Linked DNA regions of Mus musculus: region 2 is linked to region 1. A link is a loop called in an ENCODE intact Hi-C map of the cell type or tissue named here. Cell type or tissue: gastrocnemius. All regions are shown on one strand. Links, peaks and the distances in the headings refer to the core of each region. The heading gives the core; the rest is flanking DNA.

Evidence for each region. Peaks named below come from ENCODE experiments on the same cell type or tissue, not always from the same donor. Only the 100,000 strongest peaks of a DNase experiment are listed, where the experiment ranks them.
Region 2: it touches region 1 in a loop (6-fold over the local background); 32 of 42 quality-filtered maps call a loop at or near these places.

Annotation. Positions count from the first base shown.
Region 1 is chr19:56,911,718-56,926,586 of GRCm38, reverse strand. It overlaps Afap1l2 (actin filament associated protein 1-like 2), which reads left to right. Exons shown (of 19, transcript NM_001177797.1): 8 at 1,431-1,520; 9 at 2,970-3,054; 10 at 3,548-3,652; 11 at 5,999-6,210; 12 at 8,460-8,605; 13 at 9,350-9,461; 14 at 10,015-10,263; 15 at 10,345-10,525; 16 at 10,760-10,915; 17 at 12,024-12,217; 18 at 12,334-12,462; 19 at 13,179-14,233. The coding sequence ends at 13,205. It overlaps Vwa2 (von Willebrand factor A domain containing 2), which reads right to left. Exons shown (of 14, transcript NM_172840.2): 14 at 14,509-14,869. Among named protein-coding and RNA genes, the nearest start is that of Vwa2, 45 kb to the right of the region's middle. In gastrocnemius, for the core only: a CTCF peak has its summit at 6,806 (motif pointing left); a DNase peak (open chromatin) is centred at 6,793; H3K27ac peaks cover 681 bases.
Region 2 is chr19:57,022,979-57,037,847 of GRCm38, reverse strand. Ablim1 (actin-binding LIM protein 1) reads left to right here. Exons shown (of 26, transcript NM_178688.4): 26 at 511-5,115. The coding sequence ends at 624. It also overlaps a transcript of Afap1l2 not described here. Among named protein-coding and RNA genes, the nearest start is that of Afap1l2, 22 kb to the right of the region's middle. In gastrocnemius, for the core only: CTCF peaks have their summits at 6,087 (motif pointing right) and 9,266; a DNase peak (open chromatin) is centred at 6,068; H3K27ac peaks cover 3,902 bases.

The DNA of each region.
Region 1 (14,869 bases), core at 2,878-10,877:
TTTCTAGGACCCAAGGCAGAGTTGCTGGCTGAGCTCCTTCTCTGCTCCCCCCTCCCTTTTGGTTTCCGACAGCCCTGCCCATCCTCAAGCTACTAAGTTCATACAGGCACTCACAAGGGTGCACACTGCACACATGTTTATGAATATGTGCTTGTACAGAGACATGCACATGCTCACTGGTCCTATTTATAGTTCCCAAAACTGTTCTTCGGTCTGCTCTAACCTACCTATCCTTCCCTGGACCCTCATCTTCTCTCCCTGGCATCACAACTCTTGCTGGAGGTTTCAAAGACAAGAGCGCTATTCAACAGACACCAGATCTGTGTCTAGGCTGCACAGAGAAACCCTTTTTCTCCCTGGTCAGATGAATGCTGAGGTAGTGTTGGCTCTGAGAAGCTGCCCACCCCTGTAGCAGGGCAGGATTGGTCAGCTCCCTCCCCAGGCAGGACCTCCATGTGTCTAAGCTAAAAAGGACAGGAGTAAAGGCACCTGTCCTGAACTAAGTCCTCCACACTGAGTCACCACAGCCATTGATACAGTGACTGAGGACAGACTGAGGTCACATAGCTGGCTTCTGATTCCAGAGCCTGTCTGAAATGTTACATATTCTTCATGGATCTGAGTCCCTAGCTGTGGGCCATCTGGGAAGTGAGAAATACCTTCCTTCTCCTTCCTCAGAGCCACTCTTCCTGTTGTTCTTTGTCGCCTCTGATTTCAAAGTTACTTCCACAAACTGTTGTAGGTAGAGACTGAAAAAAATGGAGGGTCCTTGAAGTACACTCACACGTGAAGACACACACACACACACACACACACACACACACCTGTCTGTCGTCCCTCACTCTTTTCCTCCTCTGGGAATCCTCCAGGTGGCCCTGGGCTCAGAAGAGAGTTGCATAGATGCTTAGTGAGGTCAGAGCCACCCCTGACCTGAGTGTCCTCAGGCTCCGCACCAAGTACCAGTAAAACAGGTCCTTTCTAGAGCAGGTGAGATGGCCTGTGGCTGGTGGCTGGTGGCCAGCAAGTGTGCAGAGTTTGCATCAGACCAAAGCAGTATCCAAGCCTGTTTCCAAATGGTGTGGAGACTCCAGAGTGGGCCCACAGCCCTGGAAAGTCAGGCAAGCACCCAGCAAGTGTATGCTCACCACAGGACAGCATCCCTGCCCTCATGGTGGCAGAAAGGTGGCTGACAGAGCCAGGGATGGCTGCTCTGCCATCTATGGGCCTTGATATAGAGACTCCTGAACACCCCCAGATATTGGGGGGTCCTGCAGGGAAGCATAGAAATGGATAGCTGTCCTTGGAACACTTGCAGGCTGTGACTAGGGTACAGGGATTTTGGTTCTGAGGTTCTGTCTCCCCTGCTGTGGGGCTGGGCAGCAAGGCCATGCAAAGACCTGGCCTCAACTCACAGTGCTTCTTTGGTCCAGGTCATCCAGGAGGTGAGTGGCCTGCCTTCTGAAGGAGCCTCAGAGGGAAACCAGTACACACCAGATGCCCAGCGCCTCAACTGTCAGAAAGTAAGGCTCCCACTGTTCAGAGGGAGGGTCCAATTCTGTATCTTCTTGGTAAAACATGGAAGTGTAAAATTGAAAGCCTCGTTCTTGTCCTTCAGCCCAATTAATAAGAAACACACAAGGCTTGGGTAAGCAGGAAGTGAGCTTGTCAGGAAAATGGATGGAAGGGTCCCAGACCTAACTGTTGTCTTACTTAGGGGGGAAATGTTATTAAAGCAAAACTCACTTTGCCCCGTGTTCTTTTTCATATATATAAACCTTTAGAGGACTAAGTTCACTGGGTGTAGCAATGGGTTCCAAAAGACATTTGCATACATAGTATTGATTTTGCACACAGTGTATCGCTCCTTGCCATCCTGCTGGTCCCCTCCACTCTCCTATTCCCCTGATGCATGTCACATACAAATTATGTAACTGTGTAACACTGAGGGGTCCATGCAGTGTTTGTCTTCATGAGTCTGACTTGTTTTCTCCATGTGCCGACCTCTGATCTTCCTGCAGACGACTTGCTTTCATTCTCTTCGTGCCGGAATAAAACTCCATAGTGTTTATTATACCCCACATTTTCTTCAGTCACCTGTTGATGGAGCCTAGGCTGATCCTGCATCGTGGCTACCCTCTATATTCTTGCATAGAATGAATGACTATAGTCTTACACTGGAGATGTATTTTACAAGGCTGGCACTCTTATCCTAGAATCCCGAGCCTCCAGGTGGAGCAATCCTGATGCTGATCCCCACAGATGGCTCCAGGGAGTTTCCTGGCTCAGAGCTATGGGGAGCTTGGGTTGTTAAGGATCTAGGAAGCGGGACTTAGTATAGTCACCTGTGGGTCACCCTTCCTAATTCCCAAGTGTCAGCAAACAGGAAGCCTGGGCATGGGCACAGCAATAACAGGGGCGTGGTATCTCATCTGTGTCCCCAGCACTGGCAAGGCAGAAAGCAAGAGGACTCATAGAATGCTTAAGCAAGGAGTGGGGGTGGGGGTGTGATCTTTTATTCTCTCGGAGGCTGGAGGCCACGTGGCAACCCCCTCAGCCCAGCCACAGGACAGCGTCTTTAGGGCCTTGCCCATTGTTCAGCTGCCAATAGGAATGAGATTGCGCTCCTGTCCCACTAGGTGAGGACAAGGGTCCCTCCTGCAGGTGCAGCTTTCTATCACCCTTGGACCTACTGTCGTATCAGCTCCAACAGCCATTTGGAGCACTTGCAAGCAGGATTAGGTAGGGAAGGTACTCTGAGGGTGGGGGCATGTGGATCTCAGGAAGGAGATGGTAGGTGCTCTGGAGAGCCCCAAAAGAAAGCTTGCCCGGTGACCTTGATTCTGCCTGGTAGAGGTTTGGTTGGGTGTCTCTGATATGCTCACGAGAGCCACCTGTTTGCCTTGAAATTTTAGTGCTCCAGGGAACCATTCCCGGAAGGTGATACCCGTCCGTTTCTTTGTTGTCCACAGCCAGACATAGCTGAGAAGTACCTGTCAGCAGCGGAGTACGGGATCACCATCAACGGCCACCCTGAGATCCCAGAGACCAAAGATGGTAACCAGGCTATGGCCCTCTACCTCATGATTGAGAGAGCAATACTATTGTACGGTGTGAGCCATGGCTATCAGGCTCAACCCTAATTGGGGGGCGGGAGGTGGGGAAGGGGAACGACAGGTAGCTGATTCTAACATAACTTTAAAGCGAACAAAAAGAGTTCGGTTCAGGTTTGCCACAGGCTAGGGAAGAGAACATCCTTCAAGCCCTTCTTTCCCAGTCCTGTCTCAAATCTCTTTGAGGCCACATGATTTATGAATATCCCAGTATTACCTACAGAGATGCCTGTGTATCCCCTTGAGTGTATGACTTTGGGAATAGCTGACTTGGCCCGCCAATCCTCATGTGGGGGGAGATGTATGTATATGTGCATGTGTACCTGTATACATGTGTGTACCTGTACACATGTGTGCACTTGAGTGTAGGTGGGGGGTGAGTCTGCCTGTGGGTAGACTATGTCCAACACTGAGAGCTTTCTCTCTCATCTTGACAGTCAAGAAGAAATGCTCTGCTGGCCTCAAGCTGAGCAACCTTATGAACCTGGGCAGGAAGAAATCTACCTCGCTGGAGCCCCCGGAGAGATCCCTTGAGACATCCAGTAAGTCCCGAAGCGATCACCGGGACCCTGGGATTCTTCCCTGTGTGTCGAGCCCTAGCAAAGGCAGAGGATTCTGAGGCTGGAGAGCACACAGAACTGGGGTTTGGGTTTGTCCCTGCTGTGGGTTGTTCTTTATGCTTTGCCAGGTTCTGTCCTGCTACAGTGTTGGGTCCTTGGAGGAAGCGAGGGATAAGTGGTTGTTGGTATCAGTGTTCTCTCTCTCTCTCTCTCTCTCTTTTTTTTTTTTTTTTTTGGTTTTTCGAGACAGGGTTTCTCTGTATAGCCCTGGCTGTCCTGGAACTCACTTTGTAGATCAGGCTGGCTGCGAACTCAGAAATCCTCCTGCCTCTGCCTCCCGAGTGCTGGGGGGCTTGTATCAGTGTTCTCTTAAGTGCACCGTGGCGTGGGGCAGGCGGTGCTGGAACAGGTGGGTGGAAGGCACAGTCCTGCACCTGCACAAACAGGATTGACTGTCCTCATGGCTATTAGGATCTGGGCATGGAGAACCTTTCTTATCCCATGATCAGAGGTGGCTTTATGGCCTTGACCTTGGAGGGTAGATGGGAACTGAGTAAGTACATGTGTTAGAGCTGGAGGAAAAACCTCTGAGACAGGGACAGGTGAGACCGGGTAGGGGGCGGTGGGAAGCCTGGGCAGCAGGTTCTGAGGGCAGGTGTAGGTGCGGGTAGATTCTCACTGGTCATCCCTCCTCTCACTCATACTTGAAGGAACTGAGGTCAGGAGGGAGACAGGCCAGGCCTAGAAAATATCCTGGTATGGAACCTCTTAATTCCAAGGTTGGACCTTGGGCTGCAATCCTCTCTGGGCCTGGAAGCCACCCCCACCTCCACCTTGCTCACCTCTGGGCCTTTTTCTCGACCCCACTCCCGGGCTCTCTCCTGAGCCCCTGGTTCTCCTGTTGCTTGAGGAAGGCAGGGTAGAAGACAAGGCTTTTCTTTGGAGCCTTCTGCTTCCCAGGCTAGGGTGTGGCCTACTTCTGCCTGTCACTGCCGCCTCAGGAAGCAGAGTGTACAGCCTGGGAGACTGGTCCTAGTGCACACTGGGATGTGACTGGATTGCTCATGGAACTGTTTTATCTTCATGCATAGCCTCCTTCCCGGAGGCTGTGACAGTGAGAACAGACACCCAGGGACTTAGCTCTCACTTCACCTGATCTAAACGTCTCTGGGGCTGTGATAGGCACAGGAGCATCTGTTTGGACTTTAGCTTCTGCTCTCTGGATCCTCAGCTTTGATGTCTTTTCAATGTGGTGTAGAAATGTATGTGAGCCCCACTGTCTATCAGGAGACCAGCTCTGTATGGGGCTGTCTAATCTGCTTCACTGCCTGCTTAGCTGTCGAGGACTCAGAGATGCTGCCAATCACTTAGAACTGAGCAGCTCTACTTCATAAGCCTGTGTATTTGAGAAGGTTAGGCTCAGAGAGGAGACAGCCCATTACGCATCTCCTCTAGGTGTGCAGGAAGCCTAGAGGCCAGGTTTTGCTCATCTTTGTTGCCTGGGGACAAGGCTCCATTGGTATATGGCAGCAGTTCAATAAACGTGGAGAAGCTGAACAATCCGTGAATGAGAAAGGATGTATCCTGGGTATACCCTGGTGCTATAGCTTCTGGGTGCTACAGGGGGGAAATGGGGTCCCCAGTCAAAAGGCTAAAAGCTCCAGTCCTAGGTCCTGGAAAGGCATGTGTCCAGCAGAGGAGGTTGGCACTGAAGCAGAGCTTTGCTGCAGTAGGCCCTACATGTTCTAACAGCAGGTAAACTGAGTCAGGGCTAGAGAAGACATAGACGCACCTGCTCAGGAGGAAAGAGGAGGGTTGGGTGTTGTGGGTAATGTCTGGACCACGTATCAGGGAAGTAAGAAAACTTGAGGCAGCAGGTTTGACTCTAGAGCCAGGAGATTTGACTTGAGACCAGACGTAGGGGGTTGCCTGCTGGAACCGAGAGGCCTGGAGGTGAGGTCTGGTAGAGGACCCGTATGCTGTACAAATACTCACCAGTCCCAGGCTAATAGAGGACAAAGCCCACTTTCCTCCAGCCATACTTTTGCCAAGAACTGGGATAGCTATACTGCCCTGCCCTGGAGTGCCAGGAAGAAAATAATATACTCTGAGATTGACAGATGTCATCTCTGCGATGACATATGACAGGTTCCGAAATGGGTGACACCCAAAGAGACCCAGTGGTAGTGCCACCCCTAGACCCTGTGGTCTTCTAGGTCCCCCTGTAGCCACATCCCTGCTGAAGAATGTCCCGTTAGAAGAGTTGTTCTCTGCGGATGCATGTCTCCTGTGACCTCCTCCTCCTCCTGTCTGCATGTCCTTCTGCAGGCTACCTGAATGTGCTGGTGAACAGTCAATGGAAGTCACGCTGGTGCTTCGTTAGAGACAGCCACCTGCACTTCTACCAGGACCGGAACCGGAGCAAGGTGGCCCAGCAGCCCCTCAGCCTGGTGGGCTGTGACGTGCTTCCAGATCCTAGCCCCGACCACCTGTATTCCTTCCGTATTCTCCACAACGGCGAGGAGCTAGCCAAGCTTGAGGTACACTGACTGTGGGGCAGGCAGGAAGGACGGACAGCCAAGGGCGGGCGGTCTCTTGGCTGTCAACTGAAGTACTGAGGACCACGATCCCACTAAGAGAGGACCAGTGGCTTTTATCTCCATTATCTACAGCTGTTTATGCTTTTAAAAAAAATGTCCATTCTTGTTCAGACCTCAGGATGGGTGGCTTTGTCACAGGGGTGGGACCACAGGCTTCTTTCTGTACAGGGCACTCCGGGAGTACTTTTAGCCCCCATGGTGCCAGAGCAGAGTCTGAAACTCAAAAGGCGTGCTATTTACTGTGTATGTTACCAGCCACAAGAACCCAGAGGCCCGGTTCACAGAAATGAGGGCTGCTGGAATTTATCTGAGATCAGGACTTGCTCTGCGATACAATTACATTTCGGCCTCTCCCTGCCTTTTGGTTTCATGCACTGTTAAAGTTACAAAAACAAGAGATGACATAATACAAGCTTGCTAGGAACCCCACAGGCGGGGCTGAGGTCCTACACACAAGCAAGCACTTGCCCATTAACTCCTGTCCACTTAGGACTTTAGCCACCGGCCTTCCAAGTCCGCTCCAATGCTGCCCCCTAGTGACTAAACCGTCCACACCAACAATGGCCTCACACAGACAGGTCCATCCACTCATTTCGCATTAGCCAACTCCTTGGATGAGGGAGAGAACTTGTGTCTGTCTTCACAGAACTTATTTTCTATTTTGGCAGTGTGATGACATCTGGTGACACAATTAGTTGTTTAGTTACAGTTTCAGGGAAGGACTAGGGCACGGTGAAGGTGACCTAGACCACCAGGAAGCTGCTGCACTTGCCCAGTGTAGGAGCGGTGGCCTGGAAGAGGTCTCTAAAAAGCAGTACTGAGAAATCCAATTGGAAATCAAAGGAGAAAGGAAATCTGTATTCTTTTTCCTGTGGCTGTGAATAAGTGCCTGACAGAAAACAACTCAGAGGAGAAACTGGCTTGGCCCTTGGCTTTAAGAAATACACACAGCCCATCATCCGACAGAGGAAGGCATGGTAACAGTTACAGCCCATCCTCCGACAGAGGATGATGGTAACACCTTGTATCTGCAGTCAGAAAACAGGTGCATACTGGCCTCAGCTTGGTGCTCTTTCTCATTCAGCGCAGGCCCGGGGTCTGTCAGGATGGTTCCAGGGGCTTTTCCTCTCTTCATATAAATCTATATGGAAACATCCTCATGAACATGCCCAGGGGCTGGGCAGTGGTGGTGTACACCTTTAATCCTGGCACTTGGGAGGTAGAGACAGGAGGATCTCTATTAGTTTGAGGCCAGCCTGGTCTACAGAGTAAGTTCCAGGACAGCCAGGGCTACACAGAGGAACTCTGTCTTGAAAAAACAAACAAACCAAACACCAAACCTGCCCAGAGGTGTGTCTCCTAGGTATTTCCAAATCCAGTCAATAAGAAACTGAGGACGAGTGCGGCACCAACAGAAAGTTGAGTTTGGTTTGTAGCTGTATCTCCAGAAGGATGGTAGGACTGAGCGGCCTGGGACCAGAGAGGTAGCTAGTTTTGCTCATAAAAATAAGCCTATGGCTTTTATACAATTCTATTTTCTTGTCACAAAGGCAAGACATAATATTGACATTTGAATAGAAACGTTCAGTGCCTACAGTTGATTGGGATGCACCCCTCCCCCCCAAAAGGAAACACCAGATTTGCTGGGACTCAGTAAATCAGGATTTCTTGCTCTTGTATCAGGTCTTTCAGATTCTTCAACTTTATTGGTGTCATAAAATAAAACCTGAACATGGAAGTGTCTCAGCACTCTCCCATGCATGGGTTAAGATGATAAAAGGGACAATTACTGTCTATGGAAGAGTCTACCTACAATGTATACAGTTATTCAGTAACCAACAGTTTTAGCACCTCCTGATCGATAGCTCTTGATAATCTTTTTTTTTTTTAAACCTTGAGAATGTAACTATTAGCTTCTAGAAACTCACGTCTACAGTCTCATGTGATGCTCCCCACCGATGTCTGGAGTGTCACTGAGGTGTCACTATGGTGACAAAAAGGAGGTGCCACTGCCAGAAAATGCTATTTAGGTTCGCTCGGGGACACAATGTGCTGGTAAAACTGAGGGTGCCCTGAACAGGTCTCATACTTGATGGCAGGGACCGGAGTGAGCTATCCTGGCCTAGAGGGAGGGATTGGCCAGGATAGCATGCCTTCCTTATTCGAGACTCTGCATGTCCTTCTCCTAGGCCAAGTCTTCAGAGGAGATGGGCCACTGGCTAGGCCTCCTGCTCTCAGAGTCGGGCTCCAAGACTGACCCGGAAGAGCTCACCTACGACTATGTGGATGCTGAAAGGGTTTCCTGTATTGTGAGTGCGGCCAAAACCTCTCTCTTGTGAGTAAGAAGAGGCCTTTCCTTGTGTGTCTTTTAATCCAGCCTTGCTTCTAGACCTGGTGGGTAGTAGGGCAGCATGCCCACTGGGAGCTCAGGGTCAGTCGAGTCCTCTTGTTCCTGCAGTAGGGGAGTGCAAAGCAGGGGCCCTGAAGCCACATGGCCCATCCTCGGGAGACCCAGAACAGAGCTTAGCCCCAGGGTCTGTTACCGTTAGATGCTCTCTAGCTCCCAAGCACTGAGTAGGCACCTTTCATGACTTCCCCTGGATTCCTCACTGGGTCTCCAGTGCACTCTGGGAGATTCAGGGCAAGGTAGGTGCTTTCACTTTATAGATGGGCAGGAGTGTCTTGGATAAAGAGGTGCTGCCAGTCAGGAGCCAGCTTGGTCCCTGAAATGGGGCCTGTTCCCTAATGTACAAAATGGGGATGCATCTTATCTGAGGTGCCCCGGGTGCACCGTGGGGGTGAAATGTTCTGGAATCTTGTGGCTGGTACTCTAATGAAAGGGAAGAACCCTTAGAAGATGACTGGAGGACTCTGAGGAGGGATTAGCTTAGGGAAGCTTGTTTTCTCTGGAGGGGAAATCTAGACCCAAGAGTTCTGAACAAACGAGATGGCCATGGCTGGGAGGAGACAGGCATTTATCTCAGGCCTATGTAACCCAGGGCTTTGAGTCTGCATTCTTTGAAGTGGCTGGGGTTCTATGGGGACCTGGATGCATTTTTCACCCACATATGTCTTATAGACTGATGCAGAGAAAGTTCTCAGAGCCCAACACATACATCGATGGCCTGCCCAGCCGGGATTGCCAGGACGATCTGTATGATGATGTGGAGGTATCAGAGCTGATAGCCGTGGTGAGCACTTGGACTGGGGATGGGGTTGGAGGTGAGGGGGTATGATCACAGACAGTCAGACTGTCCCCAAGACCAGCAGTTCCCAGTCACCTACTGGGCCACCCTTTGTGCATAGGGTTGTGTGCATGAGACTCACCTAACTGGAGACCTATCTAGTAAACAATACTTGGTTATTTGCTCTGATCGGTGCTGGGTGTGGAGAATAGATGGTGGGTAGCGTGAGGTAGGAGCATTGGCACATTAGCCTTCAAAGCCTACGTTGGTAGCTGAGGCGGGCCGAGCATGCTGGTGGCAGGGTCCTGGTTCTGGAACGAAGTAGTTGTATCTCCCTCAATCCTGACCCCCCTGTCACTTCCTTCTTTACACAGAATGCTGTGTTCTGAGCCTTCTGACTCTGGGCTCTGACATCCCATCCAGGACCCCACAGAGGGTTCCGTAGGAAGGGAGGAAGCAACACAGAAACTGCAGCATGAGAGGGGACAGGCAATCCTGAGGCTGGGTCCCTTACAGCCAAGGGAATGAGGTAGTAAACACCCCTGGCTTTTTCCTGTAGGTGGAGCCTGCCGAGGAAGCCGCCCCTGCTGTCGATGCTAACAGTGGTAGTGAGCCAGACAGAGTCTACCTGGATCTCACACCGGTCAAGTCCTTCCTGCACAGTAGCAGTGAGGCTCAGGCGCAGGCCTCTCTCCCAGCAGTGCCACATCAGGACGATGTAGCTGAGACCCTCACAGTAGACCCAAAGCCAGGCACCACCCCAGAGGAGCCCCACACAGAGTCTCCAGGAGACCCAGAGGTGCAGCAGGTACAAGCCATCCCAGCAACCGTACCCAGCCACCTCACCAAGCCCTGCAGTCATAGAGCAGTGTATGATCTGTCTTGGCAGAGGCAACCAGAGGTTCAAGAGTCTTCAGAGCCTATCGAGCCCACCCCGCGAATCACCATGGTTAAGCTACAGGCCGAGCAGCAGAGAATCTCCTTCCCAGCCAACTGCCCAGACACCATGGCTTCTGCCCCCATCGCTGCCAGCCCACCTGTGAAGGAGAAGCTGAGAGTGACCAGTGCAGGTATATGGACTAGATCCAGGCTTAGCGCTTTAGACATAGCGAGTCAGCCCGATCCTCTTCTTTCACACGAGAGGATGGGTTCACAGAGGTGAGGGAACCTGCCCTGGACCACCCCAACAACAAAAGTGAGGGACACATCCCACCCCATCACTGTAGGGCTGGCATCCAGCATGGGTGTTCCCCATGCCTCACCCATCCCTGCTGACACAAGCCGGTTCCTTCTCTGGTCTGTAGAGATCAAACTTGGGAAGAATCGGACAGAGGCGGAAGTAAAGCGGTACACGGAGGAGAAGGAGAGGCTGGAGAGGAGCAAGGAGGAGATCCGAGGGCACCTGGCTCAGCTCCGCAGAGAGAAGCGGGAGCTCAAAGAGACCCTGTTGAGATGCACAGGTAGGGGGCCTCTGCATGGAGGGCCAGGGTGGAACTTTGTCTCACTCAACACACACGGGCTTTGAGAGGGAATGAACCTGGATTTGTCATCTACCTCTGGATCCTTTGGCCTGAGTCCCCTCACCCTCACTCAGAAATGACCCTCTTCTTCTGGTCCTGTCTGAGGCTGTCTCTGCCTGGATCCATGAAACAGGGTCAACAGCACCAGCAGGTACTTAGGTTGTTCTCAGGTTGACGATCTGGGTCAGCTGACTGGTCTGCCAAGGCACCTCTATGCTAACCACGCCTGCAGTGCACTTCTTAATTTCCAGGCTCTGGTCTTAGGTGCACAAAGTCGGAGAGGAGAGCTTCCAGGTGATTTTCCAGTCTCAGCCGGCTCAGGCTCATGGGAGGTTTCCTAGCAACTGACCTCTGAGGCCTCTCAGAATTACTTGACCTGGATCTCATTTGATATTTAAATCACAGAGTTGCACTAGCGAGCACAACCAGCCTAACAGGTTTGGGGACAAATCCGACAGGTTCCTGGGAAGCTATGGCATGGCAATCAAAGGAAGACCTTAGGGACAGTCTCTCTACTTTTCAGTTGTCGGGATAGAGTCCATTTGTCTAGCAGTGAACCCATTTAATGTGCACAGGGCAGTGGGTTTTTAATATATATTCAGTTAGCAGTTTCACTGGTGACTTCTCCATTCTTATGACAAAAATACCATGACCAAGGTGATTTATAAAAGAAAGGATGTAAGGTGGGGCTCATAGTTCTGGAGAGGTTGAGTCCATGATAGTGAGTCATGGTGGGGAGATTGTGTCAGCCAGCAGGCAGGCACTGGAGAGGTAGCTGAGAGCTCAAAGTTGAGACAGAACCACAAAGCACAGAGAGCATTCTAACCGAGAATGACTGACGCACCCTCTCTCCAGAAAGGCCACACCTTCTCTCCAGCGGGGCCACACCTCCTAATCCTTCCCAAACAGTTCCACCTTCTGGAGACCAAGCATTCAAACATAGGAGCCCATGGACGTCATTCTCACTCAGACTACCACGTCATAATTTGTTTCTTGAACCCCAGAGAAACCTTCCTCTACCCAGCATGGTTCTCTATCCTCTCTACAGATAAGGGGGTCCTGGCCAAGCTGGAGCAGACACTGAAGAAAATAGACGAGGAATGCCGGATGGAGGAGAGCAGGCGTGTGGACCTTGAGCTCAGCATCATGGAGGTGAAGGACAACCTGAAGAAGGCAGAGGCTGGGCCCGTGACCCTGGGCACCACTGTGGATACCACGCACCTGGACAACATGAGCCCTCGTGTGAGTGCTGGGCTCTGGAGGGCCTGTGAGCTCTACACGGGGCCTCCTGGCACAGGGTGGTAGAGGTGGGTTTTATATACATAGTAATTTGACCCAGTCCTTGTTCTCCTTCTCAGCCACAGCCCAAAGCTGCCACCCCCAACCCCCCACCAGACTCCACGCCAGTCAACTCTGCATCTGTGCTCAAGAACAGGCCTCTTTCCGTCATGGTCACAGGCAAAGGCACTGTCCTGCAGAAAGCCAAGGTGAGTGGCCTCTCTTCAGCTGCAGATGAAGCCTTGTGGCTTTTGCACTAGCTCTGAGTGAGAGATATGCTCTCAGCAGAATGCCACTTGTGGCCCGGCCCGGGCTTTACCACTGATTAACCAGGAAAGTGCTTATATTTACCAAGTGTTCTTCCCAGTGAGCCTGAGGGCACCCCCACCCACGACCTCCCCACCACTCAGGAGTAGATTCCAGGGACAGGCTGTGACTGAAATGTTTCCAACCCAAAAGGTTTCTAACATCAAAACCAGAGAAGCCAGTGACAAAAGGCTCAATAAAGTAGAAACAGGACCTAACCCCATGACATAGTTTCTCCCCGAGGGCAAAAGGAGAAGGCTCTTTAATCTGTAACTCAGTACAGTAAGAAACTCGAGTGGAGTGACGTGTTGGCTTTGACAAGCTCTGCTCTTTGTTCCTGTCCTGTGCAGATGCTGAAAAAGTCAGACACCCCCACCCTCACCAATGATGAACTATTAAATCCATTTAATTGCATACGCCTCTACTGCCTCACCCCTGCAGACATCACTAATCAATCACAGCATTCGGCTGTGCTCCTCCTAGGGATGAGGCTAGCTCTGTTGGTAACTGCTTTGGAGCGACGTTAATTTTTCTTACCCTTTTCTACATACATGGCGGTAGATACAGTGGATAACTTTCTTTTGGGGGTGGGGTGGGGTGCTTTGTGTCTGTACTGTAGGAATGGGAGAAGAAAGGAGCCAGTTAGGAGACAAGAATTGCCTAAAGACTCTTATGTGACTGTGGACCTTGGTGACAATCCTGCTCTGGACAAGTCTTCAATAAAACAGCAACTCTGAGGAAAGGTGAGTCTGTTTACAAGACAAAGCAAGGGATGAGGCGCTCGCTGCAAACGGAGCTTCGGTTAAGAGAAGGCCCTGTCTCCTCCTCAAGCCAAAGGGATCCCAGCAGCAGCATCGTGGTGGCATCTTTGGAGTCGAAATCTACTGGCTGTCAATGAGACAATGTACCTTCCCTTTTCTTTTTAAAGATTTCATCCATCACTCAACTGTTTTACCAAGATTTTTCAGGTGTGAAAAAATGACCACATTGCTTCTGGTTATGAGAAAAATCTAAATTCCTGACCCCCTTATCTTTCATCCTGTATTTGGCAATGTTGAGGTTTAAATCATGCATTGTCTTCATGTTTGCCCAAATTGGGTGGGCTCCATGTGGTCTCTGATGGTCTTAAAGAACATTAGAACCCTGTAATCAGTAGAAGAGGGACATATTGGGAACCAAGCCAAGGCACTGACCCCCTTGGGGTCACTAAGGACTTCCCCCCAGTCCAGGAAAACTTTAAACAATGCTGTATTATATAGGGGGAAAATTCCTGTGTTTACAGACTGTCCTGTGGCCAGGCCACTTTTAAGAGTTGGTCAATTACCTCTTCATTACCATTGTAAAGATGTTTTAAATTTCTGGTCCCCTTGCAAGGAAAACAGCCGTGAATTAGCCTGTCTAGTCTGTCAGACTGGCAGCCAGTGCTGTCTTTATGTGCTGTCTCTCTGGGACAGCACTAGCACAAGTTGATACATTTCATCTGTTACCTGCCCCATTTCTGAGCATTTGGAACTAGTTACCTAACACTGGTTTCTGAAGGCTAAATGTTTTTACGCATATATTATTGTCTTTCTAATCCCAGGGCATTTATTTCCTGTATCATAAACACTTGGTGACCTTTATCAAGTGGTGAGTTAGAATTTTTTTTTTAAATAAAATGTTCATTGTATTTTGGGTTTCCCTTGTATTTCATGGCATGGGGCAAAGGTCTTGATTTTTTTACACACTGATATATACTATAAAAACTGGCAGAGCCACATAGGGAAGCCTAGTAAGAGACTTTCAGGCTCCTTAACCCAGTAACCTGAAAGAGAGCATTGATTGTGTAACTAACAAGGTTCCACACACAGGCAATTGAAAGCCAGACCTCGGGAGGTCAAACAGGCTCCTTAGCAGTTCTTAGGAGAAAAGAACCATACCAATTTGTAGAAGCCTGCCTAGGCAAACGATTAAGGACATAAATGTTTTATTTTATGTTTAAAAACCATCAAGACCAAATTCTGACTCCTTGAACATGGTACTGACAACCCAGAGTAAAGTAGAATATAACAGACCAGGACAGGAGTTTACAGGAAGGTACTGTGACTACAGCTGCACGGGTGTTTGGGAAGTCCTGGTGTTCCACGAAGACATCAGCACTATTCTGCTGTGACAATGTCTACATATTGGTTCGATGATTGAAATATAACAATACGTAAAGTTTACATCCCCAGTGTATAAATGTGAAGGAAGAAAATGTGGGTCAGAGACGGGGAGAGCATCCTGCAGACGTGGAGTAGCACCTCAGCCAGCCAGCCTGGCACACAGAAC
Region 2 (14,869 bases), core at 2,768-10,767, 110 kb before region 1:
AGGTGTTTCCTCTGGTGGAGGACACTACCTGGCTGTGCCCAGGAAACAAGCCCCAGAGAGAGCCGCCTCTCTCCCCAGTCTGACTGGCTCTTCAGGATGATGTTAGTGTCTCTGAGTTTCTGCAGGGAATGGATTTCAGGACACCGCCCCCCCCAACAGCCGACAAAGTCTGCAGGTGCAGAAAGTGATACGTTCTTTATACATTGTCTCTGCACACCCTCCCTTATGCTTTAAACCATCTTTAGATGACATATGATGCCTAGTGGAACCGAAAGGAGCCGTCCATACTTGCAGAACCGTGTTGTTTGGGGCAAAATGACCAGGGAAACAGTCTGTACATGTGTAAGTCAGAGGCAGTTTGGGAAGGATACTTTTTATCTAAATGGATTGGATTGGCGATGCAGAAGCCAGGACTATGGAAGGCTGGCTACATTCGTAAATTGGAAAAGGCATCTGATGTTCATTGGCGTGGCCGTTAGGACTAACAACCTCTTGCTTCTCTCTTCCCAGCGCCACTTAGCCCCAGAAGTATTTTGGGAGATCTTTGGGATGTCCATACAGGAATTTGACAAGTTACCTCTTTGGAGACGCAACGACATGAAGAAAAAAGCTAAACTCTTCTAAGTCCCTCGAGTAAACGACAATCAGGAAACGAACTCTCAGTGGCGGTGGTGCGTAGAACATTATGCTAAGGCCCAGAACTGATCAGAGAATTTGTTCACCACCGTCTCCAGGCAGCAACGCCAAGGGCAAGTCTGATCTCAGCACCCACGAGCCACATCCTGGGCCAAGCAACAGTAACCCTTGCCAAGCAACGACGGGGTAGAATTTCTATGTTCCCAAATTCAGCAGTAACGTCCACATGGGACCTTTTCACGTGACTCTGTGGGGCTTCTTTCTCCTTTTCACTTTCCCCTTTAACCCATGTCTGACTTAGTGCTGCCTGTGTTGGTAAGAGTCAGCAAGTGCCCTTAGGAAGCCACACGGAGGGGATGCTGGGAGTCCTGACATATGAATCTATTTATTATGTAGTACTGTGGCAGAGAAGGAATCCAGGGGCCTGCACTGATCGGGTAGCAGCTACTTTGCCTGTCCTTGGCCGTCTCCCTCAGCTCTGCCTGGGCTCCGAGGGAGATGGAAGTCCGTCAGGGAACAGGTAGTTCTAAGTGCGTGGCTAAATGATTTGGACAAGCTCCTGTGTGTGCTGAGACCTGGCTGGCCAGCTGCTAGAGGGGAAAAACAATTAAGACAATGGAAAAGGAAAAAGGAATGAAGGAACCTCCCTCCCTGAAAGCTTTTCCTGCTTCTGAGACTGTGTTCAGCCCTTTCCCCTATAAATTGATAGGAACTGTGTGTCCACCTTTCCAAAGAAAGGAAAGACAAAAAGAGTTTCCAGATTGGCCCAGCTGCTGATAGGTGATTTTTTTTGCCCATGAATCATGTATCTCTTAGAGAAGAAAATTCTATGCCCTACCACATCACAAGATCTCCTCCTCAGTGTCTGTCTGTCTGTCTGTCTGTCTGCCTGGCATCTGATGGGTCAGGTCAAGCCCGTGCTGGTTTTGACTAAGGGTAGAGACTAAGGGGAGACTTGTTTTTCTGAAGTAGACTGCTTTCACTCGGCCTGATGGACAAGCCCGCGTGTGTTCACGTCTGTGTGTAACTCACCCAGAGCAGATCTGTGAGTCTCGATGTGCTTTGTAATCTCTGCTTGAGTGTTGCCCATACTGGGCTGTGGCTTTGAAGGTCATTTGCACAAGAGCACGTGACCCAGAGATGGAGAAGTGAGGTTCAGGGAGGGTGCTTAGAGACCAGCCTGTTCTTTGAGCTGTAGAGACTCATGCTGGATTCAAACTGAGAACCCTGGAAGGAAGGCCAGGCTAGTTTAGGGCTCAGCGCGTCTCACCAGAGCCCTTCCATACTCTGTGACTCTCAGTGTGAATTGGAATGCAATTCTTTCCCTAAAATGTGTGGAAAAGGCCACATCATGAGGACTGGTGTGAGTTGGGGTAGGGTCCCCAGAGTCTCAGGAAAGAAGCTAGATCACACTGATTCTCCTGCCGTGGATATGAGTTAAAACCAAGTGGTAAAGCACTTGGATTCACCCCCAATGACCACTCAGCACAAAATGCAGAAATTCCTTCTGAAGGACTAAAGCGACCAGCTGTCTGCCACACCTGCAGTAACACAGAGCAACAGATTCCCAGCCCGTGATGAGAGCCTGTAGCTCGTGACACACTTCTTTGGGTTACTCTGCTACATTTCTGTAAGAGAGTTAAGTCTGAGAACTAGTCTCGCAAGTGTATCTGTTAGTACACTCTGCAAGAGGACTGGACTGCTGGCCTAGGTATATGGATCTCACGCCTCTTGGGGAGACAGATTGCAAAAATGGGTTCCCTGCATGTCTCCGGCTTCTTCCCATGTTCTCATTGTTTTTCTCTAGCTACCCTACTCATCACTGGCTCCCTCAGCACCAGGCCTGTATAACGTGGTTCTCACGTTACCCTGGCAGCATACAGGATGGGGAGTCTGGTGTATTCAGTGTTCACAGTCAGCAGACATGGTGACCTGGTGGGAGACTTTATTTATCCAGTGTGGTGATAGCATGACCCTCCATGCTTCTTACTGGTTAATGCTATTTCTCACAATGATGCAGATTAGGAAAATTGAAGTATTCAGGAAACAGGGGTGGTTGCTAAGGTTCCGTACCTGCTCTTTATAAATTTATAGTGGCTTTATCCTGACATAGGAAAGTTCAGCTGCAGGGGAGGAGGAGGAGACAGTCTTCCTCTTTAAGTTACAGAGAGCCGTAAGCTAAAGGACCTGCCTAGGATTATAATATTTGAAGAATGAACTTTTAAATTCTTGCAATAACGAAACCCTGCCTCCTTGACTATTTGAACTCAGTTCTCCATCTAAACTGGGAAAAAAAACAAACAAAGAAACAAACAAAAAAAATAACATTCCGTATTAGCATAGTAGTCCAAATTGTATCAAGCAAAAAATGTATGGCTAGACAACACCAGTAAGAATCCTGCTGCTCTGGGGGAGGCGGAAGGAGAGCTGGAAAGTCTGGAGTATCGCTCCGTTCCCTGGCAGAAGGTTCCAGCCAGGAGGATGTGCTGAAGATGGTCTGGTCCTAACTGCCAGACACAATGTCCGTGACATTAAAGGCTCCACATGATTGACCACAGCATGGGAGAGCGGTGTTCTTCACTCGACTCCACCCTGCTGGACACAGGAAAATTTCAATTGCTAAAAAAAAATCAAAGCACTCATTCACTTGGGGGGAGGATCCTACGCAGGGGGGACTTGGTGCGTATATTAAGGGCTATATTTTTCTAGCATTTGACCTACTTGCGACTTGATACAGATTGCATAGCCTGAAAGAGGCTTCTGTGGCCACCTGGGAGTCTCAGTGTTTTCTTCAAAACTTCTCCAAGAGAGTCCAGGCTCTCACATCGTCTTCCTGTGCGACCTATTAGAGAGATGAAAAGCCTTTGAAAACAGCTAGCTCTGCATTTTCATACTAGTGTAGAGTTTGTTATGAAATATTTTTACTATGACTCCTTCAACAACTAAATACGAACTGCCTGTTCTCTAAACCTCAAGGAGAAAAACTGGAGTTAATGGGTAATAAGGTGCAAAATAAAGGGGTAAGGGGGGAGTTTTCTATCTGTCCTGTTCTCTGTTATCTCCAAGTCCTGATTCTGTTGCCTCCAGCCCGAGCCTCCTCTCCTCTTCTCTCCCGAGACACAGCCTCACCCGTCATTTCATTCTCTATCCACTGTCTGTCACCTCCAGCATGGAAAGGTTCAGCTGGAGACATTTCTGAAACAGACTACTTTACTTTGAAGCAAACGTCTTTTTTTTAAAGATTGCTTCACCAATGATGCTGTCAGATATATCTGCTTTCTCAAGTTTAAAAGAATTCAAATTAACTTCCTTTGAGTCTTTGTTAAAAGAGAAAATAAAAAAATCTCAAGCAAACTTGGAGTGGCAGTCCAGGGCATGTCGCAGGAGCAGGAGTGGCTCCAAGCTGTGCTCTCCATGAACTCTGGCTCTGGGGAGATTTCTAGTAACTCTTCAATCTGTACTTTCTGTGCCCGCCTCGGTTTTGAGTTGCATTTTTTTTTTCTGTTGTTAGACAAACCAGGGCTTTGTATGCTTGAAGTTCACTGTTTTGTGCCCCCCTTTGAAGAACTTTCTATGCAGAAATAGATGGTCAGGGTTTCGGATTTGCAGTGATGTGTCTTCCGGTGGCAATGGACAGGGAAGGAGCACCCATGTCCACTGGAACGGGAGAACAAGCCTTCGGCATCTACAGGGTTACTGTTTGCATTTTCTACCCACAAGCAGAAGGAGACAGTGACAATGGGCAGTGGATAGCCCTCACTCGTGAGTGTTTAATGTTGCAGCAAACTCACCAAGAAGGAGACAAATGGCTGTTTCGAATGGAAGCTTTCTCAGCAGACAATGTGTGCACAGTAAACTTCAGCAGAGTCCACTTGTTCTCCCGGAAGCTTAATGTAATTGAATGGCAGTTATCACTAAATAAAATTCTTTTCTGAGTCTCTCCCGAGAGTGGCAGTCCTTTGAATCGCTTCCCAGGGTGAAAGATGGAAAGAGATGAGCCTAAGGATACCAGGTTCAAAACGGTTATGACCATACACACAGGCATTTTACCTTATGGAAGAGGAGACAGTTGTTCATGGAATTGATGGGGGAGGTAGAGGGGGTCCTCTAACAAATATGTCTGGTGGTGAATGTGAAAGCTTTCCATGAGATGCCAAAGACCCTACATCGAATTTCCTTGAAGAATGGTTCACGGGATTTCTGTCCCTGATGAAAGACTGCCCATTCACCTTGGTTCCCTCCCCTTGTGGCTAAACGAAAGCAAATGTCCGGAAGTCTTGAGAAGCTGTGTCGTGTTCCCTGTGGAAATGAGTTGATGTGTGCCAGTGCTGAGCACCTGGTATTGAGGTACAGAGGAGGGCTCCGCCTGCAGGCACTGTGGCCGCTGAGCTGCGTGTTCCCAGCTGCCTCTGTTGCGGACAGCCCGCTCCACTCTCCACCCTGTACTCCATAAATAAAGCTACGTGCTTCTGCCCTGAGCGCACCAGCGCTCATTTGTTTCTTGGTCTTTTTGAAGTTTCACCCTATTTTTAAAAGTATGAGCCAAACTTCCAGGAATCAGAGCAAAGAGTGAAACTGCAAACACAGCAGATTTAAATTGTATATTGTGCGCATGCGCAAGCCTGTTGCGTTGTACTCCACCTTAGATCCCCGGGATGGAGAGTTCCAGGCCGCTGTAAGCTGCCTGAAGGGGGTTCTAGGAACTGCAAAAGCAGTACGTGCTCTTAACCACTGAACCGTCTCTCCATCCCACCTGGTATTTTTCCATTGTATTCCTCAGTGCCAGGACATGTATTAAGTAACACATATTTCCCAGTCGTTTATTCAACAATTCAGGCCAGTAGGACCAACTTGACGGGTGATATATTATCAACTAAGAATACTCAGTGGCAGTGTGCATGTGAAAAGCCCTGGATTCAAGACTGACCCCCACAAAAAATGTCTAGTAGCCCTCTTACACTACAGCTAGAACTGAAGTTGAATTCTGTCTGAGGCACAGCAACGACAGACAGTCCCATCTTTTGGATTTGAGGGTAAGACTTTATGAGCCATTGTGAGCATAGGTCATCTCTGTCACCTAGAGCATGGGCCATCTCAGTCAGCTAGAACAAATGGGCCGTGGCAGTCACCGAGAGCATGGTGGTTGGGTGGGCTTCTTCCAATCCCCCACTTTATCATCAACCCTTGTGTGAAGAAAAGCTAGATTCCAATTCACTTAGCTTCACTGCCAGAAGCTTCGGCTTAGTCTATGTTTCAGATGGCTGCTCTGAGCCTCTAACTCACTGTGGCGGTCCCTCCAGGATTCACATGGAAGGCAGAGGCAGGCTGTTCACCAAGGCAGTTGGCATGGCCCGTTTGCTGCTGCTAGAGAATGTGTGAGGAGGCCCAGCCTCCAGTCTGCCACCTACTCAGCTCTGCTTCCACCAGCTCCTGTGTCTGTCCCTAGCTTCACCACCAGGGGTCATCTGTGGTTCTTGCCATGACCTCCTTGTGGCAGTTGGCTTTGGGGGCCACCTTTAAGTTGAAGCTGACTCCTTCCTTGAGTTCACCACACAGAGAAGGATGCATAGAAGGCACTGGCCAGGCAAGAGCAACTTCCCTCTCCCTTCACACCATGCTTCGATCCCTAACCTCTCCTCCTCCAGCCACACCGTGTTTTCTCCCAGTGTCCAACTCTTCAAGGAGGGAGCCTCCCACCAAGAAATGGAGGCTGTGCCCACAGTCAGCTCTGCAAAGTCAGCCCCCATCCATTCTGAGTTACCAGTGCAAATTTCCTGTGGACTCCACTCACCTTATGAAAGATGAGGCCACGCTTGTTTACATCCTTGGCATGAGCCTGTCCTGATGGCCAGCTTACCTTACTCTGGCAGTTCTTGGCACACCGATGATCAACTAAGGTGCACAGTGCTAAGAATGGTTGCCTCGTTAGCTCTGCATGCTTATGCTCTGTGGTTGAAATCTAGTGAGCTCTCTGCTGAATGTCAGGCAGTCTAGCTTCAGGTTACCAGAACTCGCATAACAGCCAACCTAATTTGCTCATCAGCAGAATGGACAAAGTAATGAGAAGCCCGTCCAGGTTATGATAACATGCCGAGCACGTAGTACAGCGCCCGGCACACTAACTGCTCAGGAAACACCAGTGATATTTACAAAGAGTGGTTAGCCATGTAGAAGTGAGAGAGCCACAAGCTCTCTGGGTTGCTATGGCTTCCCTGGAGAGTTTAAAGTGAGCTGTATGAAGGGATGGTGAAGGCAGCAAACCAAGAGTCATCACGCTCACGAGAACTACACGTGAAGAGACCGCACTGAACGATAAGAGTCTCTGGTGGGCCTGGGAAATTGTGCTGGGCGTGGCTGGCTGTGGGCGTGGCTGGTCGTGGGCGTGGCTGGTTGTGGATGTTGCTAAAATCTTTTCCAGGGGAGATATGAATAACGCCTACTCTTCCTTACTACTCTTCCAGTGACACCCTGGTATGAGTCCACCAAGTTCACACTGAGAAACCAATGAATTTATTTGGCTTCTAGAGCAATGGGTGGCTTAGGGGGAGGATCATGGGTGGCCTTGAAACAGCCACACATGAGGAAGGTCTGCACACGGCATGAATTGATTCCTCCATGGCCACAGAGATGAATCACCCTCCCCAGTCCTTCTCATCTTTATGCGACACTCTCTCCCTCAGACTACCTGCAATTAGAGCAAAAGTGTACCCGGTTGGTAGGAGTGGCTGGATACATGGAGGAGGGTCCCAGTGCAGCTCAATGCCTTCCTGCCCCTCCTACGAGGAAATATCAACAGACTGTGTGCTCAGCTGTGGTGATCTTTTGTGAGCAGGTCTGGATGAACTACCAATGTTGACAGTGGTTCGGAGGATCATCCTGTGCCCACGGGTAAGGTCTGGTCCTTTCCTAGATGACCATGTGAGGATTTTCCTTTCTGTTGTGAGCTCTTCCCTCTTTCTCACATATAGACGAAGATCCGACTATTAAAGCATGCCCACCACCTCTTATCCACTTCCAGAACAGCGGCCCTCATTCCCCAGTAGTCTAAGATCGAGGTTCTTGGTGATTAAGAGTCACTAGAACAGAAAGTATCTCAGAGCTGAGTGCAGAGTCTGACAGCCTGGGTTTGAGTTCTAGCTCCACCAGTTATTGGCTGCACAGCTAATGAAGATTTGCTTAACTTCGCTAGGCCTCAATTTCCATTTCTATAAAAAATTAATTATTATTATTAATACCTGCTTCAAAGTAGGACAAGACCCAGCATGGTACAAAATGAGACATCAGACATTGTTTGCTAGCAGACAGCCAGCAATGTAGTAAAGATGGAGACCCGCCCAGCCCTGAGCTGAGCATAGTCTATCTCTTATATTGATCCTTACACTACTTCTCTTTTAGAAAAGGAAACAGACCCAGAAAGATTGTCGTATTCAGTATCACTTGGTGGTTGGCGTGGGGACCTAGGCTTGAAGGCCAGCCTCTCTAGTCTGAAGCTCTGCCTCTATGCAGCTCTCCCCAGGATGACCTGCCAGGCAGCACTGTGCAGACAGGAGGTACCCAGAAGTGCTTCCCACCCCACGGATACCAACGCCACCATGGGAGATGGTGGTGATTTCTGAAAGATCTTAACAACTGAGTGAGTGGTTCCCTTCTAAGCAGCTCAAGGCCGAAAAGCCAATGTTTGGAAATTTCCTCAGCTCAAGAAAGCTGCCAGACCTGACGCACATGACAGCTAGGTCTACACTCAAGACCTACCAACCTCAAGCTGGCTAAAAGCCGGGGAGATGCTTGCTAAGTCCAACCCCATTTGAGGAGCTATTGGCAGTTGTGGGTCCTAAGAGGCTCCAGTAGATGGTCTTGAACTTGTGCACATACAGACAACATGTAAGTGACCTTGCTGGGTTCAAGAGAAAAGAGAACACAGCACAAGAAGTTGGGAGAAGAAAGTGCTCAGGAGGTAGGAGAGGAATTTGAGTAGTCAGAAGGGCAATAGATTTGATCAAAACACATTATATGCATGTATGAAAGTCTCCAACAGTCTAAAAAGCAAAAACAAAAATGCTACCAGCCTGCTCTGCCCCTCCTGCCCATTGCTGGACAGGGCTTCCCACCCCTCACCCCTCCCCGAGTCCCCGAGCCAGACAGCCTTGTCTGGGTGTGGCTACCAGCCCTGCTCTGCTGGATGCAGTCCATTGTAGGCTAGGAAGCAACAAGGAAGGGTGGGGACTCTGAGGCTGGCAACTTTTGGGAAAGCCCAGTGCGGCTGAAGAGCAGTGACAAGAATTTCAGAGCCCCAAATTGATAACCACACCTAGTTCCTTCTCTTCCCATCTGAGGCCCAGACTCTGAGGAGCTGCCCCTCTCGGGCTACAGAACTTAGGGTACAGCAGAGTTAGTAAGAGACACGGGGAAGGAGTCCTATAATCACATCTTTTCCTTTCCACTCTCGACTGGACAAATATGCTCTCCAGAGTCTGCCATTGTTCAGAACACAATAGCAGGCCCTGGAGAGGGCTTTCTGTATTTATTTGTGCTGTCCCCTGCTGCTGCATACTGGCCCCCACCTTTTCTTAACTCAGCTCTTCCCATCAATAAAAAGAAAATCTGGCTTGGGAACCTCTCCCTTCCCCTCAGTGGAGCTGGTTCTGCGTGGGTCCAGCAGGGTGTAGGGTTGTCCATCTCATAACATGTCCATGGGATCTGGTGGCAGCACAGGGCCTTCCAGAAGCTTCCAGGCCTACCCAGACCTGCTGAGACGCCAACTCAAGGGACAGAGGATGCTGAATCTTGTGGTGTGAGATTCCATGACATCAGCAGGTGACATTTGTGGTTGGGGTGAGGGGGGGGTCTACAGAGCCCCAGCTACTAAACTGGATCTTCTATGTGGATTACTCCAGTTAGGCTTGGCAGTGGGATTCTAGTCCCATCCTAAGTCTGGATAGCTTGTTTGTTTGTTTGCTTGCTTGTTTTTTAATTTTGTTTTGTTTTACTGTGTCTTACTGTGTAACATGGTTGGTCTGGAACTTGCTATATAGTCAAGGCTGGCCTTGAACTCAGAGATTCACCTGTCTCTGCTTCCTGTGTGCTGGGATTGAAGGCATGGAACGTGCCAGCTTGAGGCATCCCCAGCTCTCTGGGATCTCCACAGAGTTAAGCATGTGGTTTCTAAAGGATAGAAGGAAAGTCTTCTCAAAGACTAGCAAGGTGGAGCCTGGCCATAAATAACATTTTGTTCTACAGTGAGCCGACGCCGGCACAGAAAATGCAGGTTCTTTGCTTCCTCTTTTGTCCTGAAACATACACTTCTAAAGGAAGGGTCAGAAGAGTTACACTGTCTGATGCTGGCTTCTGGTGTGCAGATAGATGTACATGCAGACAAAGAACCCATATATACCATATGTATGGATTTATTAGTCTACTCCCCATGAGGTGTGCACTGATAAAACATAAAACCATAACTGGTCTGATGAAAGTGTTCTAAAGAGGCACGAGTGTCCTCCCAGTCTGAGGATCAGACTATTGAAACATTGCACCCCAAAACGCTGAAACTTCTCCCAGGAATCCCACGCTAGGAGAAAGAATAGGCTGAAGCTGGTGTGTGCCTGCTGGGGTGGGGTGGGGTAGGGGGACAGCATGGAACACTTGCCTTCTAGAACTTGCAGGAGAGACTAGAGCCCAGACAACCACAGGTCAGTCGTGGGCAGGACCATACCTTGGCCTAGACTGCTTGGGCATATTCACAGCCCTCTGCTTGACTCTTAACTTTAGAACCCAGAAAATGGAAGAGGGGCACTGAATAATTGTCCTCCTTCCAGTGTGTCACCATTGAACAAATTTCCTTTTCCTGGACTTTACTGTTTTCTGTTCTGACTGACTGAAGATAGTAGCCAGTCCTGGCTTCTTAGACTGTTTCCCCAAGTTTGGTGACAAGCCTGCTGACACTAGTTGTATTTTAATCACATGGCTCTCCCTGTATGCTGCCTGGTACAGTTGGTTTCGGTTGTCAACTTGACCCACCTGGGAATGGGAACCTTCAACTGAAGAATCAGCTCCCTCAGAATGGCCTGTGCGCCTGTCAGTAGGACATTTTCCTGATTGCTAGTTGATAGAGAAGGGCCCCTGTGGGTGGTGCCATACCTTAGCAAATGGGTCCAGGCTATAGAAGCAAGCAAGATGAGCAGGCCTTTGGAGAAAGCCGATAAGCAGTGCTCCTCCATGAGCTAAGATCCGGTTCCTGCCTCTAAGTTCCTGTCTGAGTTCCTGCCCTGAATTCCCTCAATGACTGACTGTGACAGAGAAATGGAAACCATCTGAAACCCCTTCCTCCCTGAGCTCCATCATATCGATAGAAAGCACACTTAAAAAAACATCTTGTGATAGGTTGAATAGGAACAGCCCCATGGGCTCTTATATTTGAATGCTTGGTTGACAAAGAGTGCCACTATTTGAAAGGATTAGGAGGTATGGCCTTGTTGGAGTGGGCGTGGCCTTGGTTAGGTGTGACCTTGTTGGGGTGGGCGTGGCCTTGGAGTGGGCGTGGCTTTGTTGGAGAGGGTGTGGCCTTGTTGGAGTAGGTGTGGCCTTGTTGGAGTAGGTGTGGATTTGTTGGAGGAAGTGTGATGTTTGTTTGTTTGTTTGTTTTGAGACAGGGTTTCTCTGTATAGCCCTGGCTGTCCAGGAACTCACTCTATAGACCAGGCTGGCCTAGAACTCAGATCAGAAATCTGCCTGCCTCTGCCTCCTGAGTGCTGGGATTAAAGGTGAGCGTCACCTCGCCCTGCAGAGGAAGTGTGTTAATGAGGTTTCAAGACCCCAAGTCGGGCCCAGTGGCTCTCTCTTCCTGCTGACTTCAGATCCAGTTGAAGAACTCTCAGCTACTTCCCCAACACCATATCTGCCTGCATGCCACCATGCTCCCTGTCTTGATGATAATGGACTAAACCTCTGAAATGCATGTAGCCAAAACTGGACTTCAACTTGTTATGTAGGCAAGGTCCTCTTGCCTCTGCAACCTGAGTCCTTGGATTTCAGGCATGCACCGTGTCTAGTTTATATGGCACTAGGGATCAAACCCAGGGCCTCATGAATGCTAGGCAGGTGCTCTGCTAACCAAGCTACAACCTTAACCTCTCATGTGACAGTGGTTGCTTTTGTTGTTGATTCTCTATAGCTAAGCACCGGCAGCAGGTTGGAGTAATGTCTCTCGGGAGATGAGTCCACCTGGCCGCTATGCCTTAACTGGAACAAGGAACTCTGAAGATAACATTAGAGAAAGGTAGAGATGAGATCAGGTTAGAGTGGCCCTGAGACTGTCTTAGAAGAGACAAGAAACCAGAGGTGGCCTCAGAGAGGCCATGTGACATCAAGCAGAGATTGGAGGTTCCCCTCAAACCAAGGAACACCAGGACCCACCAGAAAGTCTGTAGGTCAGGATGGTTCTTCCCCCAGATCCTTGCCTGCAAGCCCCTTGAGGTGCCAGTAGCCAGGCTCCACCCTCCAGACTATTCTAACAACCACAAAGATCAGCTTGCCACAAGAGCAGACCACAAAACTTCAACCAATCCCAGGCCGCCCTGGAAAGCATCCGCCTCCCCCCACCCCCACCCCCTGAAATTCTATATAAAGCCCACCTCCTGCTTCTTACCAGAGAAGAGGCAGCCACTCTACTCCTTCCTAAATCTCCTGTGTGAGGTTCCTTGTGCCTGTGACTTTGTGGTCCTGGTTCCTGACTACCAGGATACCTTTCTCCTCTGAGCCGTAACACTTGCGTTGCCCACGAGGACATCAGTCAACATGGCTGCTGTTCTCTAGAACTGTGACAGGGAAATGCATGTTTGCTGTTCTAGGCACATACTTTATGGCTCATTGGCACTGCTGTCTTAAGAGGTGAACATCACATGCTGACTGGTGAAAACAGTGTCTACCTCATCGCTGAGGTGGAGCTTGAGACAGTCCCGGCTGCAATTCCTCTACTGGGCTTAGCAAATTCTCTGTTGATCCTCTGGAGTTCGCAGATGGCTCTCTGGTTTTGCAGGTGGTTCTGGAGTCCTGTGTTGAACTCACTGTGGTGTAGCTGCCAAGCAGGGTGGTAGATGGGGCGGCTTCGCCCACAGCCTCCTTTGTTCTTCTCCAGATGGCACATGCAAGGATGGGGCACAAAACTCACCTTAGGAAGAAAAGTGAAACCGGAGGGAATCAGCCCCCGACTCGGTGGACACAGAGCCCCACTCTGGCTCTTCACGGGGGCCCTTCGACTCTCAAGATCCATGGATTGTTTCTCTATTGCTTCTTTCTGCCTTCAGTACCAAGGTTTTAAAAGCATATCTTGAAAGCACTTTAGTTAGCCACACAACTCTGCATTCGTACTTTCTGGAGTATACGGGAGTCTACTCACTTCTGTGAGGAGAAGACACGGTCTCCAGCTTCCTGGGGCCTCCTGGGGCTGGGCCAGTGGGAGGCAGTCAAAGGTCTAGGAAATGAGATGAGTTACCTTGCACGTTTAGTGATACTTTAATAACTAAAATGCTTCTTTCCACTTGTGCTAATTCAATTCTCCATGAGATAAGCCACCTTGATGTTGGTCCCTAAGGTTTCTAAGTTCAGTGATCAATCACTTCAGCATCTGGTATCTAAGGTAGGATGCCCAGCGTTTTGGAGAATAGGAGCACTCTGTAAACAGGGGCAGAGCAGCTGGAACACACCCCGGCCGGCGAGAGTGCAAAGTGGTGTCGCCATTGTGAAAGAGCATTTGCTTCTTATGAAGTGAAGCATCCTTTACCACACAGCCCAGTATTTCACCCAAAACCTTTATGCTATGTTTATGCTAACTTTAATCACAAGAACCAGAAATACCTCAAATATTCTTCAACTGGGAAATGAAAAAAAAAAAAAACACTATGGTTCAGCAATACAATGAGATTTTCTTTTTCCTATTTTGAAAAATGTATATAATATATTTTGATTATGCTTTCCCCTCCTCAAGCTCCTCCCATATCCTCCTCACATCCCTACCTTTCCCAACTTTATGGTCTCTCTCTCTCTCTCTCTCAAAAAACAACACCTCTCAAAAAACAAGAATCAAATCAAATCAAATCATATCAAAACAAGCAAACACACAAAAAAACCAAAACAACCACCAGTTAGATAAAAATATGCCCAAATGAAACAAAACAAACAGTCCACAGAAAAATGCATGAAGTTCATTTTGTTGTGGCCAACTATTCCTGGGCATGGGGCCTGCTCTGGAGTATAGTTGATGTATGTGGTGGTTTGAATGAAAACGCCCCCATAGACCCATAGGGAGTGGCACTATTAGGTGGTATGGTATTGTTGAAGTAGGCGTGGCCTTGTGGAAGGGAGTGTGTCATGGGGGCTGGGCTTTGAAGTTTCAGAAGCTGAAAGCAGGCCTAGTGGCTCACTGTATCCTCCTGCTGCCTGCAGATCTAGGTGCAGAACTCAGTTGCCTCTCCAGCACCATGTCTGCCTGCACATGCTGTGTTTCCTGACGTGATGATCCATGGACTAAACTTCTCAACTGTAAGCCAGCTCCAATTAAATGTTTTACCGTGGTCATAGTGTCTCTTCACAAGAATAAAAACCTAACTAAGACAATCTACCTAGTGACACTCCATTGGAGAAAATGGCTTTTTTCATTTGCAGGTGGATGTTGGTTGCAAATAACTTCTCAGTGAGAAGTGGGATCCCAAGCTCTCCTCTCAATGCTGTGACAACATCCGGCTCAAACTTGTAAGATACTGGTTCCTTGGTACCCTCCATCCTCGCTGGCTTTTACAATCACTTTTACCTCCTCTTCTGTATACATCCCTGAGCCTTGAAAGGAGCGGTAGGTAGGTTTGATGAAGACTATCTCATTTGTGACTGAGAGCTCCTAGGTCCCTCACTCTGTGCTCTTGTACAATGGAATATTGCTCAGCAGTAAGAAGGAGCAAACTACTACAATACCTTGCATTGCGTTGAGGGAGAAAGGGCTAAATCAGAAAGCTACATGCGTCACGACTCCACTGATTGAGTCAGAAGACCTCAACTGAAGCTGCCTACAAAGGGGAAAAGGCAAGGTCAAGGGTGATGAGCGATTCCGTATTTTAATTATGGTGATGATCACATGTATGTATTCGCATGACAAATTCACAGTACTGTGGACCAGGAGGGGTGAATTATGATGTATGTAAACCATGCCCAAACTTTTAAAAAAGATAGTAAAAAAAGAAAAGAGGCT